Linked DNA regions of Homo sapiens: region 2 is linked to region 1. A link is an interaction called in ENCODE POLR2A ChIA-PET data of the cell type or tissue named here. Cell type or tissue: MCF 10A. All regions are shown on one strand. Links, peaks and the distances in the headings refer to the core of each region. The heading gives the core; the rest is flanking DNA.

Region 1 (6,275 bases), core at 1,616-4,115:
ATAATAGAGTGGGCATGTGGCGTATCCATACAGGTAATTTTTTTTAATGAAATACTGCAAAGCCCCTGGCTTTAGATTACAATTAATGACAAAGCCTACCAGATTTTATGATTTGAATACACATGTAAAAGCAATACATATTGAGGCTGGTACTTTGTGAATTGACTCACAATATTGTGAATATATTCCATGGAGGTATAAAATCACAGGAAAAATGAGTTTATTAATGGAAATTAGGCTAGATCCTGATTATTACCTGTGAATAGTGTCATCATTTGAAGTTTTTATTGCATTTTAACACATGGCTTATCTTGATGAGAAAATATATAGCAAAGGGTAAACGTAGCAATTTTCCTTTTACTATTCCCTCCGCTAAGCCATTATTGCTTGATGTTATTTTTCAGCAGCCTTTCATTTTTGTCCCAAATGTTTTTGCCTCTGGCTGGTTTTATTTCTTTAAAATGTATGTGTATCACTTCTCAAAATGATACATTTTGACAGGTAATCGATATTTTTTCATACTAGATTTGATGGTATGATGGTCATAATCCTCATTTTAGACTTAGTTAATGGTGGAACACTCACTTAGATTTTATCTCAAAATATTCCTTTGTTAAGAAACATACTTTTCGTCCTTAGCCAGATTCCTATTTATCACTCCCACCACCTCCCAAACACCTCGAGCTGCAGAGTGCCTAAGATGCATGCACGTCAGCTGACATTTTGACAGTGTGTCCTCGAAATGTCTTCTGATAGTACTTCCAACTAGCTTACACGATTGGTCACAGAAAAGATACTTCTGGGCTCTCTACCTGTTTTGTTTTGTTCTCCTGATGACCCGATTTGTGTTTCAAGGGGAAAACTGGTTTGTCCTCCCACCACCCCCCCCAATCCCCCGTCTCTTTCTCTGTAGTGGGAATTTGTTGCCCTCCTCTAGACCCTAGTTTTTCTAGAAGGACCAGCACAATGAAGATTGTAGTCCTCAGAGTAGAAGTGTATATGAGTACACCATGCTTGGCTTTTGCTTTTAAAAATTGAGCTTCTTGGGTCAAGATTTTTTCCAAAATCTGTCAGGACTTCCTTTTGCCTCTGTGGGCAGATAGCAATGACACTGTAAGCTGGTAAATATATTCGGAGCTGCTGCCAAGGCTTTGTCTAAAACAACTCTTGACATTCAGGGAACTTTCTGTGCTCCTCTCTCAGGAGGGTGACTTGAGATAGAAAGCAGGCAACAATTGTCGTTCCCTTCGTTTTCACTGAAGAGCCAGATTTTCTCTTTGCAGGAACAGATTAAAGTGCAGGTGAGCCTGTGAAGGTTGGGGGTCTGTTCTCCACCAGCATTACAGATTGCCAAAAGATAGAACAAGGCTGGCCCTTTCTCCTCTCTTAAGTGGCTTTTGTTTCTTTTATTTTTGTCCTTTGATTTAAACAAAAAACGTAGTTTTAAAAATCTTTTTTAAAAATTCATTTGTGCTAGAATTCGTTGATACACTTTGACTTGAAGAATGACCAGTTTTTGTGCTGTATTTTGCTTTAGAGATGATATTACTCCTCCACATATAAGCGAGAGCTAAAAACTCTCTGGGGTTTTCTTCCTTAAGTGGTATCAAATCAACATGCCTAAGTGGAAAAACACCCTGACACCCTTCTCTGCTGGGGTGGCATTTCTTGACAGGCTCCTCTTTGTATGTCTGGAGATATATGCAAAGACCGTTTGGGAACATAAAATGCAATCAATTTTCCTCAGTGGTTAGATTCATAAATCCCTGAGCTATTTTTAATGACATAATCTAATCAATTGAGAGCAAGCGTATTAGTGTGTTGACAGACAGAAAGAGATGGAAAACCAGTGGAATAGCAGGTGAATGGGTAGGGAACCACTAGACACTTCCTTCCCCTCTCCCACATTTAAACATCACTAGATAACTGGGTTAAGTAAAATCCAGGAGTTAGTGATTTAAAAAAATGTTTATACCTGTCTTCCTAACTTTCAAGAAAAATAATTATTCTAATGGATAGAGTGAAAGAGGTCGTTCTTAGACAAAGTACAGTTGGTCCTTGTATCTCTCTCAGGATCAAACTATTCTCTCAATTTAAATATCTTTAGAATAGACACCAAGGAGGAATAATTTATTATGAATTGGTAGTGTCGTATGTTGTTACTCCTGTGCCATGCCAGTAATGAAAACTTAATATTCATCTCTTGGTTGCTTTCAATTGAGATAAGATGAGGATGAACGGAGTAAACAAGCTGAGACAGACTGTGAAATTGCACGATGGGAATTTTTTCTTTAGCTGCTTATACACTATACATAGGTTAAATATTCCAACTAATGATGGCTCTTAGAATCCCCTCCACCCAACCTTTTTACATTTTGGTCAGGTATCAGCAGAACTAAGTTATTATCATGAGGGAAATTAAACTGTTTCTGTCTTTGAGCTAGTAGGAACTGAAGGGCAGGTATTTATGTAAATGAATGGGCTTTCATGCTGGGAGGTGTAAAGGGTTTGGTGGCTGGAGAGCAGCTGCCCTGAGCCCTCCGTTTTCAGGTTTGCAGGCAGCATGTGTGTTCTGCTACATTTTTGTTTTCTTTGATGCCTTTGGAAGAGATGAGCGCCAGGCATAGTGGTGCTGCTTGGCTGACCAGCTGTGCCCTAGTTTTTCACCATCCCAGTCAGCGGCTGCCTTTTACAGAGGTGTCTGTCACCGCTGATTTACTTAGCCACTGTGACCTTATAGTTGCTTCAGATGGGGCTTGACCCAAAGCTACTGCCGAAAGCCATTTAGTGGTCTCCTGAAATGCCACAGCCAGCATTCTGAAGAAGAGAAAACAAGGATCTCACGATTTCCTGTCTAATAGCAAGAGCCTCCTCCACCTGGATAAATGCATTAGGTGTCTGAGCCCACTTGCTGCTCTCTCCCACCGAACTGCAAGCATCCGTGATCTCCGAAGTTGCTGGAGTGAATAACTAAGCTGGACCAGCTGACTCCGGGCTCCAATCAGCTAGAGCGTGATGTAAGTGTTTAGCAGCTGCCGGGCTCTGAATTAGCGTGCTGAAGTAGAGGTAGTACAGCATGGCTAGACTGTTGTGAGAGGCTCAGAGAAAGCAGAGGGTGAGATGGATGAGTCCAGCATTCTAAGACGAAGAGGGCTCCAGGTAGGAGACTGCTCCATTCTTGACATGTAGCATTGTCAGTGGCCAGCCATTGAGGATTTCAAAGTTCCCTTGTCATTCCTTTACTGGGCACGAATATGTGCATAATTCTTAGTATCTACATGGCAACGCTATACGGAGTTTCTGGTTACAGGTATGACACATCACAGGGTTCAGTGAGGAAGCTGCTTTTGTCAGAGACAATAGATATGACTTTTAGTTTGACACTTTGGTGGTTTGTTTTTCTACTGGTTATTCAAGAATAGTTAAATTGTGGCTGGCAGTGACAGCTGATGCACTGATCTGGCATGCCGTCAAGTGTCTGGGAAGTCTGTCGAGGGGTAGCAACTCCTTTCAATTCTGGGAACGCAGGACTCAGTTTTGTGTCGGGATCAACCTCCGCTCGGCGGCATCTGTCTGATCGCCTTGCAGTTGTGTGCAGCTGCTGGGAATTTTCCCCGTCAGTGAAATGAAAGTTTTTGCTGGCAGCTCAAAGTTTGCTGTAATTTGTTTATGTTGAGATGAGAAAAGATATGTAACTCACTGCCTTGCTTTTTTGTACCCAAGTTTCTCTGATGAAATTACTCTGACTTTATTGTACAAATACATTCTGAGTTAAAACTTGGCAAATCAGAAAACTTGGAAAAAACAACAACAACAAAACATCTGCTTGGCAGTTTATAAGTTTAAGGAAGCCAGAACATAAGTATGTTCAACATTAGTATGGTTAACTCCTGCATAACTCTTTGTCCTGTATATAAGTGATATTTTTCTTTGTGAAAGAATCTAATCATTAGCCATTGTTAAACTCTTATATATTATTTTGATATTAAAAAAAATGCTTGGAATACAGAATATACAGCACATTTAGAAATGTTTCCTTAATATTAAGTCTTTGAATTTCAGCTGGTCTAGCTGTCTGCTTTTTGTTCTAAGTATCAATTATTAATACTAATATTCATATTACTATAATATTAATATAGGCAACGAAAGGATTATTTGCAGCTAAACAAAAGAGGGATTAGAGAAGTTGGGGTTACATACCATCTATTGTTCAAACCTAAGTAAACAGACTACCTCCTTAATGAATTTCAGTGTGGTCATTGTTTTTGAATGCACAGTGTGGTTAGTCACTGCTGTGGATTTCCTTTTCTTTGTTTTCATCACCTCTATAAAGTTCTGGTAATGCACAGCTGTTTGTGTCCACGTCCTCTTTGGGGTCAGTTGTTAAATATGGAAAGGCTCTTTGTTAAAAAGATGATTAACTCTGTTAAACTCTGAATAGTTCAGATTATTAGTGACTGGATAGTAATTCTTCTGTGAGTTTTCTCTTTCCTTTAATTCATTTTAAATGATCTGAAAATGTTTTTCAGAAGAAATTCCTTTTTTAAGTTTTTGTTATTTCTGTAATATGTCTGTTATCACAACTTCAGAGGAGATAGTTGAAGCATATAGTGCTTGTGAGGGGCATGGTTTTCATGGGCCTTTAATTTTAGAAATAAAGGAATCATTATTTTTCATTAATTAAAATAATGGAGCTATTTTCTATTTAAAATATTTGCTACAAAACAAAGGAATACTTGCTAATATATTATTAGAGTGCTAGGTTTTTATTGTACTTAATATACTTTTTCTACACCTGCCGTCCTCTGTATAATGGATAAGGAATATTTTCTCTTCTGGATGAGATAAGTCTTCATGCTGTGAAAAATAACAACATAAAAGTGCTTGAAAGTTCTGCCACTTCATGGTTACAACTTTACTGTGGCTTAATACAAAACCTATTTTGCTTTTACTCCCATTGCATCTAACATTTAAAGAAAGACATTACATAGAGTAGCTGTTTTTAGAAATTCCACTGTAGGGAAACTATTTACAGAATACACACTTTATGTATTTGTATTACCACACATGTCACTGTAGAGTTCATAAGAGTAACGCCACCTAGTGAATTTAAGAATAAAATTAATTTACAAATATAGATAGCTATGTGGAACATTTGAACCTGCCAATGAGGTATACCTGTGTTAGTAAAGCTAGGCTGAAACCTGCATATCTCTATTCCTGGCTCCAATCCTGTGTTGTGAGGTAATCCTGACACACCCTCTTGGTGTCTGTGTATTATTCTGTAAAATGCATACTGTAATATATGACTTTTGAGTGTACTAAATAAGTAGATGGGTAGAGTTGAGTTCTTTAAAGTTAAGGGTCATATAATAAATGTACTAGCATCTAGGAGGAACCCAATAAATATTGTTGAAAACCAAGGGATGATTTCTATTCTCTATAACATTCCATATCATTGCTTATGAAATGAACTTGTTGTATTTATACACCATGTTTGTTGTCTGAATTTGTCCTTAAGTTAGAACAGTTATCAGTAAACCTAGTAAACATTTATTTACAGGGATCATTATGACAGGCTAATATAGGGGAGTTTACATTATTTTTAAAAGCATCTGTGCATTGAATAGATACATAGTATGTGAGACAAACCAGCTCTTTAACTTAAAGCCCAGTGTCAAAAATCTGGAGTATACACTATTCTAATTCTCAAATCTAATTTTACAATAATGTATTATGTGTTTAGTATAAAATGATGCAGTATGTATTTAGGACCAATTTTAAAAAGTTCAGTACCTCTAGTTTTTAAAACACGAGACTATTAGTGGTGTTTTTAAAATTTGGACTTTGAAAAATTATTTTCAGTCAGAACATATAATTTCTCAAATCATGACAAGCTCATAAAATGGCAGCACAACTGAGTTGTTCATCTTAAGTGACTGCACTTTTCCATCTTTTCTATGGACTGTATTCATATTTCCAGTACTACTGATAGCACTTCAATCACTGCCTTTGAAATGAGAATGAGAGAAAGCAGCCCCAGTGGTTTCTAGTGTTAGAATCTAGAAAACTTTTCAGATTGCATCTCAAAACATAGGAAATTCTGATGGATGGATGGGCTTGGGCCGACCTTGTACTTTGGGCAATTTGAATTTCTAGACAGGTCTAATTCATCAAGGGATAACTGGTTCCTTTTGGGCCTAATATTCCTCATACGTGGATCATATTTTTTAACTGTCAGGGAAATTAATTGTTTCAGTGATTTCTGTTATATG
Region 2 (6,275 bases), core at 1,244-3,743, 180 kb after region 1:
TTTACCCAAATCCCAATTAACTCCACATTTATTAAGCACCTATTGTGTACCTGGGCACTGTGACCCAATTTTGAAAGCTGTAGGCATGCTTTCAATGAAGACAAGTAAATGAATCATTGCAAACCAGGACAATCAAGAAGTATTTACAAGGTACATATAAGCCATAGGAGCTCACATATAAGCTCAGTGAGTAAGAGAGAATTTGGTCTCAGGGAACCAGAAGAGACACCACATAGAAAAGGTTTTGAAAGATATTTGCTGTTGACGAAAGTGAAGAACAGAGCCTTTCCAAGGGGCAGGATAAATGGTGTGTACAAAGGCCTGGTGACCTTGGCAACACAGAGTTCCAGGAACTAGACATGGCTTAGTATTGCTGAAGCAGAGAGTTGGAAGGGGCAGTACTGCACAGTGGTTAAGAGGGTCGTTCTGAAGCCCATTTACCTGGGTTAACATCTTGACTGTATGAGATTGGTTATGTTAACTTTGGACTTCACTTGCTCCGTCTATAAAATAGGGATAAGTATTTATCTTATAGGATTGTTGTAAAGATTAAAATGCATTCATATGTGTAAAATGCTTAATGAAATGACTGGCATGTAAAAATTCTCAATAAATTTTAGCTGTTAATATTACTGCTGTCATTACAAATGAAGATGAGTAGTGGGTGGTGAAGCTGCGGAGGAGAGCTGAGGCGCTTGGCATATGAGGGAGTTTGGTTTTGATCCTGTGCTGGGAAGACATGTCTAGCCACACTGGGGTTTAGGTCTGGGAGTGGGGGTGAGACCTGCAAGCCAGTTAATAAGTTCTTGGGGTAGTCTGTTTAAAAGATTTTGCAGGGCTAGATAAAGAATGAAGTGAGATTGTGCCTTTGAGAGATATGAAGGATATGACGTTGATAGAAGTTGATGAGCCATTGACTCTGAGAGAAGAAGAAATATTCCATGATGGCCCTGGGGTTTTTGACTCCAGGAACCAGGAAGAGGGAGGAACCACCTGTACTTATGAGAGTGAGGCGGGGAAAACACAAGAACCTATATTATACTTGCCCCTTTTTTCCCCTAAAGCTCAGTTATTCACATTTATTGAAGATCTGTTGTGCACTGAATACCACGGGATATTTATTCCTTCATTCAGCCAGTATCCCAAACGTGTATCCCATGCTGGTCAAGGGACACAGTGATAAATGAGATAGATGAGTACTTAGGCCTCACCAATAAACAAGTATCCAACTAAGTCAATTGCCAATGTGGTCAGTATTCCAATGGCTGTAAGCAAGAGCCGAGATGAGAACATAACCCTGTGGGGTGATGATGGGAGTTACTTCAGATAACGTGGTCAGGGAAGGTCTTTCGAGAAGGTAATATTTAAGGGAGCCCTCAAGGATGAGAAAGAGCCATCATGGGAGGAGTTTGGGGACAGGCATCTGGGAACATCGAAGGCACTGAGACTGGAAAGAAAGAGCCCCCTAGGCAGGCAGCTGAGTACATAAATCCAGGGCACTCAGGCAGGCTGTGCCAAAATAATAAACACGGGACTTACTATTAAGACCATCTGAGAAATACATCAGATTAATACATGGGAGAATTAAAGATACCCCGCTTAAGGAGTGGGCAGAAATGCAGCGAGGTACAGGAAAGGAGACTTAGTCGGAAAAAGTCCCCTATAAAGGGAGGGGACCAGGAGGGTGCTGTCCTGGAAATCCCAGGAGGAAAATGGTCAACACCCCCAGCACTCCACAGAGAGTTGAAGTGAAGGTGTGTGTTGCATCTGGCAACTGGAAACTCATGGATGACTTGAGCATGAACAGGTGCCCCAGGGTGGGGGTGTCATAACCCAGGAGAGAGTGAAGCAAGGACTTGGAGAACAGGGGTGGTGGCCACTCTCTGTGGGCAGCTAAATACAGCAGCAGCGCAGCTATGATGGCCTTGCCTCTGCACATTCGTGGCTGGCCCGTCAGCCCTCCTCCCTGAATCATATCCCCTTACTCACTGTTGCTCACTTTGTTGTCTGCTTCATTGCCCAAATTGGCAATGACAGTTTCCTTTTCACCTCCCTCTGGAAGCTCAAATTTCTTCCGTAGCCTTATGACTGTTCCTTTGTGACATGTTTAGGTTTGGAGTTTCTCTTACTGTAAAGCCCTGACCGAGCGTCTCTGGCTCCCACACACCACCTCTTGCTCTCCTCCTGAGGCCCTGGTACCCCAGCCCCTCCCCTGCAGCCTAGTCCACAGGAGACTGAAGCCTGGCCCCACTTGTTGCTCCTCTCCTCCTCTCCACGCCTGACCTGCAGGCTCTGCCCCTCCCTGAGTCCCTGAGCCCATTTCCTCCCACTCCTTGCTTTGCCCAGGCCTGTTTCGTAGTTGCTTCCTTTCATCCTTGTACTTTCTTTATGCTCTTGACTGTGTCTTCTGCAGGCAGGACAGACTTACAAATCATGCAGGGCTTGCCCCTTCAGTCCTTCTGTCATTTCTAGTTAGCTCTCACGTTGCTAATATTCCATGACGCCGTCCAGTAACCTGGGCTGCCCTTGCTCCTGACCGCCTCTCCCCCAGCCTGGTCAGGGATACCCCTAGAGCAGAGGAGAAAACTGAGCTCCAAGCCCAGAGCTTCCAGCAGCTGAGTGGCTCCTGTTGAGAGCCTGGCTGTCCCAACTGTGGCAGCATTCGCAGATTCTGGGCATCTAAGGCTTACCAGATACAAAGGATGGAAGCAGAAATATGCACAGTTCAAAAATGTTGCTTTTAGCTTCTAGTGTGAAACTTACAGTAGGAGATCACAGACTGTTTTGCCCCTGGAATATGTAGGTCTTTTGTGAGACAAGGGGGAGGGAGGAAGCGAGGAAAGAGTGAGAGAGAAGGGAGAGAGAAATGTGTGAGAGTGCAAAAAGTAGATTTCAAAAGAAATTCATTAAAAATAAAACATAAGAATTATGGAGCATATGCTGCATGGGGAGGCATGGTCTATTCACTGCTATTGTGTGTGTGTGAGAGAGAGTGTGTTTCTGTGTGTGTCTTCACTCAAGGCAGTGGTGGGAGTAGTATATTGATAAGTGCACAGTGATGGGTAGAACATTATATTCTCTAATGGTTTTGCTTGCTTCTCTTTACACATCTATCCTGTTATCAGAAGCTCAAGTAATACCTTTAAACAGGAATCGTAAGCTTCAAGATAGAGACCATTTGCCTTCTGGGTTAAAGATTGACAGGTGTTGGGGTCAAGGAATCATTTGAATTCCTGTGTGGAGATGGCCCATAGAAGAGGAAGCTTGGAATAGGACTCTATCTGAATAATTTGGGAAAGTCCTTCTTCCGTTGGTTGAAATGGAAATAGCTGGTGTCTCACACAGATGGAAACTGGAGGCCCTGGACCCCAGCCTCACCCTCCATACACACCCATCTCTAGTGTGAGTAAGCATGTTATGTTAATCTGAGCTGTCTTCACTACCTGTAACTAGTCATTTGGGAGTGACATCATGGTAACTGAGTAATCCTTTTGAAACTTACATAGTAGAGCCAAGATATTAAAATGGTCCTGGGGCTACCTAGATGAAAGTAGATACAAAGTGTGCATAAAATTGTCTACTAAAAGTAGAGTCAGTCTCTATCAGTAGGAACTTGGTTTTTGTGATAATGTGGTACATTTTGTAACTAGATAGATCTCAAAAGTTCATACATTGTAGTTCTGGTACTGTCCTTATTTCCAGGCAGATAGAAAAAAAGAAAAGAAAAAAATTCCACTAGGAACTTGGTTGTAAATTCTGAAAATGTTGATCTTAAACCTTATTAATACAATAAAAGGACCTGTGGGAATTTTAGCTACATTAATGTCTATTGGACATGCCTATTTGAGAAGGTAATTATACTAATATCACAACTGACATATCATGGTTTTATTTTAAAGAAAAAAGACCATAGCAGAGAATTTAGGCTTTGATCAGTACTTGAAGGTAAAATAGATTGGTAAGAAGAATAGGCAGTCATTACTGTATATCTCTTATCTGAAGCACCCCATTGCTTACTTTATTATAGAATCCTGGGAATTTTTACATTCTGCTTTGTGGTCCTACATTTATCAGTGACTGATTTTGTCAGAGTTTGGGGGCTCTTAGCAAACTGTAATTGCAGGCAGTAGTACAAGCAAAATGCAGATCTTGACATCTGGTAGGCCAACCACCATTTTTATTCTGAAGTTCTTGAATAAGCTTTTAGCTGTTCAAAGTAAGTACCAGCACCTTGTGCCCCTGGAAAGTTTCTAACCTGACATGGAAGTTCAAGTGGCAGTATCTTTTAGAGGTAGTATATTGGGTTCTGAGTGAAAAACCTAGGTGGAGGGAATGAGAAACTGAAAATGTGAAATTTGCTGAGGTCTCTTAGGGTCATAGAATTAGAAGGGGAAGAAAGCTGATGGATTTACCAGGCCCATTTTGCCACATGAGTATTTGTTGAAGCTATCAAACAAAATAAAAGCTGTAAAGAAGTATGCTTTATTCTATCTAATTTTAAATGTTACAGTGTATGTTTATGTCTCACGCTTTACTGGGTTTCTTCCTTAAGAGTCGTTATTGGAATATTATGTAGTCATTGACAAATTTCTCAGCTATGAAATCTGTAGAAAATCACTGGATCCATAGCTTACATAAAAATCACTTATGCCCCTTTCACATTAATGTTTTCTAAAATGCAATAGGATGGATATATTTAAATTGGGAATTATAATAATTTAAAAAGTATAAGTATAAAATGTTTTACTTTTATAGATGTATGAAGGGGTTGAGGGAAAAAATTATGTTTGGCATGGGAAAAACTGCCAGCTGAATAAAGCACTCGAGGAAATATGGTAAATGAAGCCTTTGTTACTGTAAAACAATAGGCATTAAGTGGCTATTATGTAATGTTATTTCTTATGTCTGATTTGAGTGGCTTGTTGATCTTGGAACTTGAGATATAATTCCTGTAAAAATATTACTTTCACTTGGCTAATCTCAAGACTTTTGATACAAAAATCAAAGACTTTTCCAAATAGATTACCTAGATCAGGAACTAAGTACTGGAGCTACTGAAGCTATGTCAGATTTTTTTTTTTTCCATGTAAGGACTGATTTTATCTACTTAACTATTCCCTATCCTAGTACCCTTCCAGATAAACACAAGTAATTTGCTAACCCAAAAACTGGTTTATTGTAAAATTAACCTAGGCTTGCTCAACCACTGCAAAGGGCAGGCATGTGGCAAAACAATTGATAGGCACATCAGTTGCCTTGGCAAGTTGAATGGATGATTTTAAGTTCGCATTTCCATAGTAGGTCCCTAAGCAGAAGGATTTCTCATCTTTGATGTCAAATGGCCTTAGTGACCAGTGGAGCTAAACAGATGTGGGATAATTTGGGTGCTTTAGGTAATAGTTCTTGTTATGGATTCTGCAAAATAAGCCTCTAAGCGTATGAATCATAATTTCCTATATGTTTTAGGATTTGATGTCTGGGGTTACGTATTTGAACCGTGGAATAAAAGTTGCCGTATTTTTACTGTGTGGCCTGTAAAACTTATTTGTAGCATTCTTTCTCAATAGATGCCTTCTCTCCTGTGAAGTTCAGGCAGGTTAGCCTTTGAAATCAAGGATTTTTAAAGTGAAAAATCAATAGTGACTTTCTTAACATTGGAATCCAGGCTTAAGATCAGAGACCTGCTCTCTTCAGTCCAGTTCTTGGATCTTACTGCTTTTAATGCTATTTTACCAGCATAGCCATGGCCAAAATGCCATTTTAGCAGGTAGACTTCATTTTTCTATAACATTGTGATTATGTATTATTTGATGGCTTCTTGTAGAGGAAGCTCTTTAATCAAGAGCAATTGTGGTTTTTCTTACCTTTTGAGATTTAACCTTACAATTAGTCTACCTTCTCACATCAGATCTAGGGTGATTTAGAGGTCAAAGAGAACAGATACTGAACTGGTTAGCTATTAATATGATACAACTTCTTTATGCCATTTCTCGGATATAGAGACATTCCATGGAATGGGTCCCAGGTTGGAAATCCATGAGGGAAAAGGGTTCTGACTCTTGGCACTGATAAACATATTCAGAAATGTTGTATTCCAGCCAGAGTAAATATATATGCCCTTTATACTTTTTTTCAGTTAGCAGAAGTTACTTCTAAACACTTATTTTGGCATTAAGGAAGCTCGTCATGACCTATTGTTCCAGAAAGATTATAGTCCTCGTTTTAAGCCAGTTCTTTAGTTCCCATGTAAGTGGCATGCCCAGCCTGGAGCTGAA

Evidence for each region. ChIA-PET counts read pairs that join two places held together with the same protein. Peaks named below come from ENCODE experiments on the same cell type or tissue, not always from the same donor. Only the 100,000 strongest peaks of a DNase experiment are listed, where the experiment ranks them.
Region 2: POLR2A ChIA-PET joins it to region 1 with 15 read pairs; 3 of 35 experiments call an interaction of 5 or more read pairs at or near these places.

What each region holds. Positions count from the first base shown.
Region 1 is chr5:66,825,724-66,831,998 of GRCh38, forward strand. The region is part of intron 3 of MAST4 (microtubule associated serine/threonine kinase family member 4); the gene reads left to right. Among named protein-coding and RNA genes, the nearest start is that of MAST4-AS1, 180 kb to the right of the region's middle. RefSeq lists an enhancer at 4,008-4,509. In MCF 10A, for the core only: no CTCF peak of the experiment used is centred there; DNase peaks (open chromatin) are centred at 3,038 and 3,308.
Region 2 is chr5:67,009,026-67,015,300 of GRCh38, forward strand. The region is part of intron 4 of MAST4 (microtubule associated serine/threonine kinase family member 4); the gene reads left to right. Among named protein-coding and RNA genes, the nearest start is that of MAST4-AS1, 8.0 kb to the left of the region's middle. RefSeq lists a silencer at 5,996-6,275. In MCF 10A, for the core only: no CTCF peak of the experiment used is centred there; DNase peaks (open chromatin) are centred at 1,936, 2,306 and 3,436.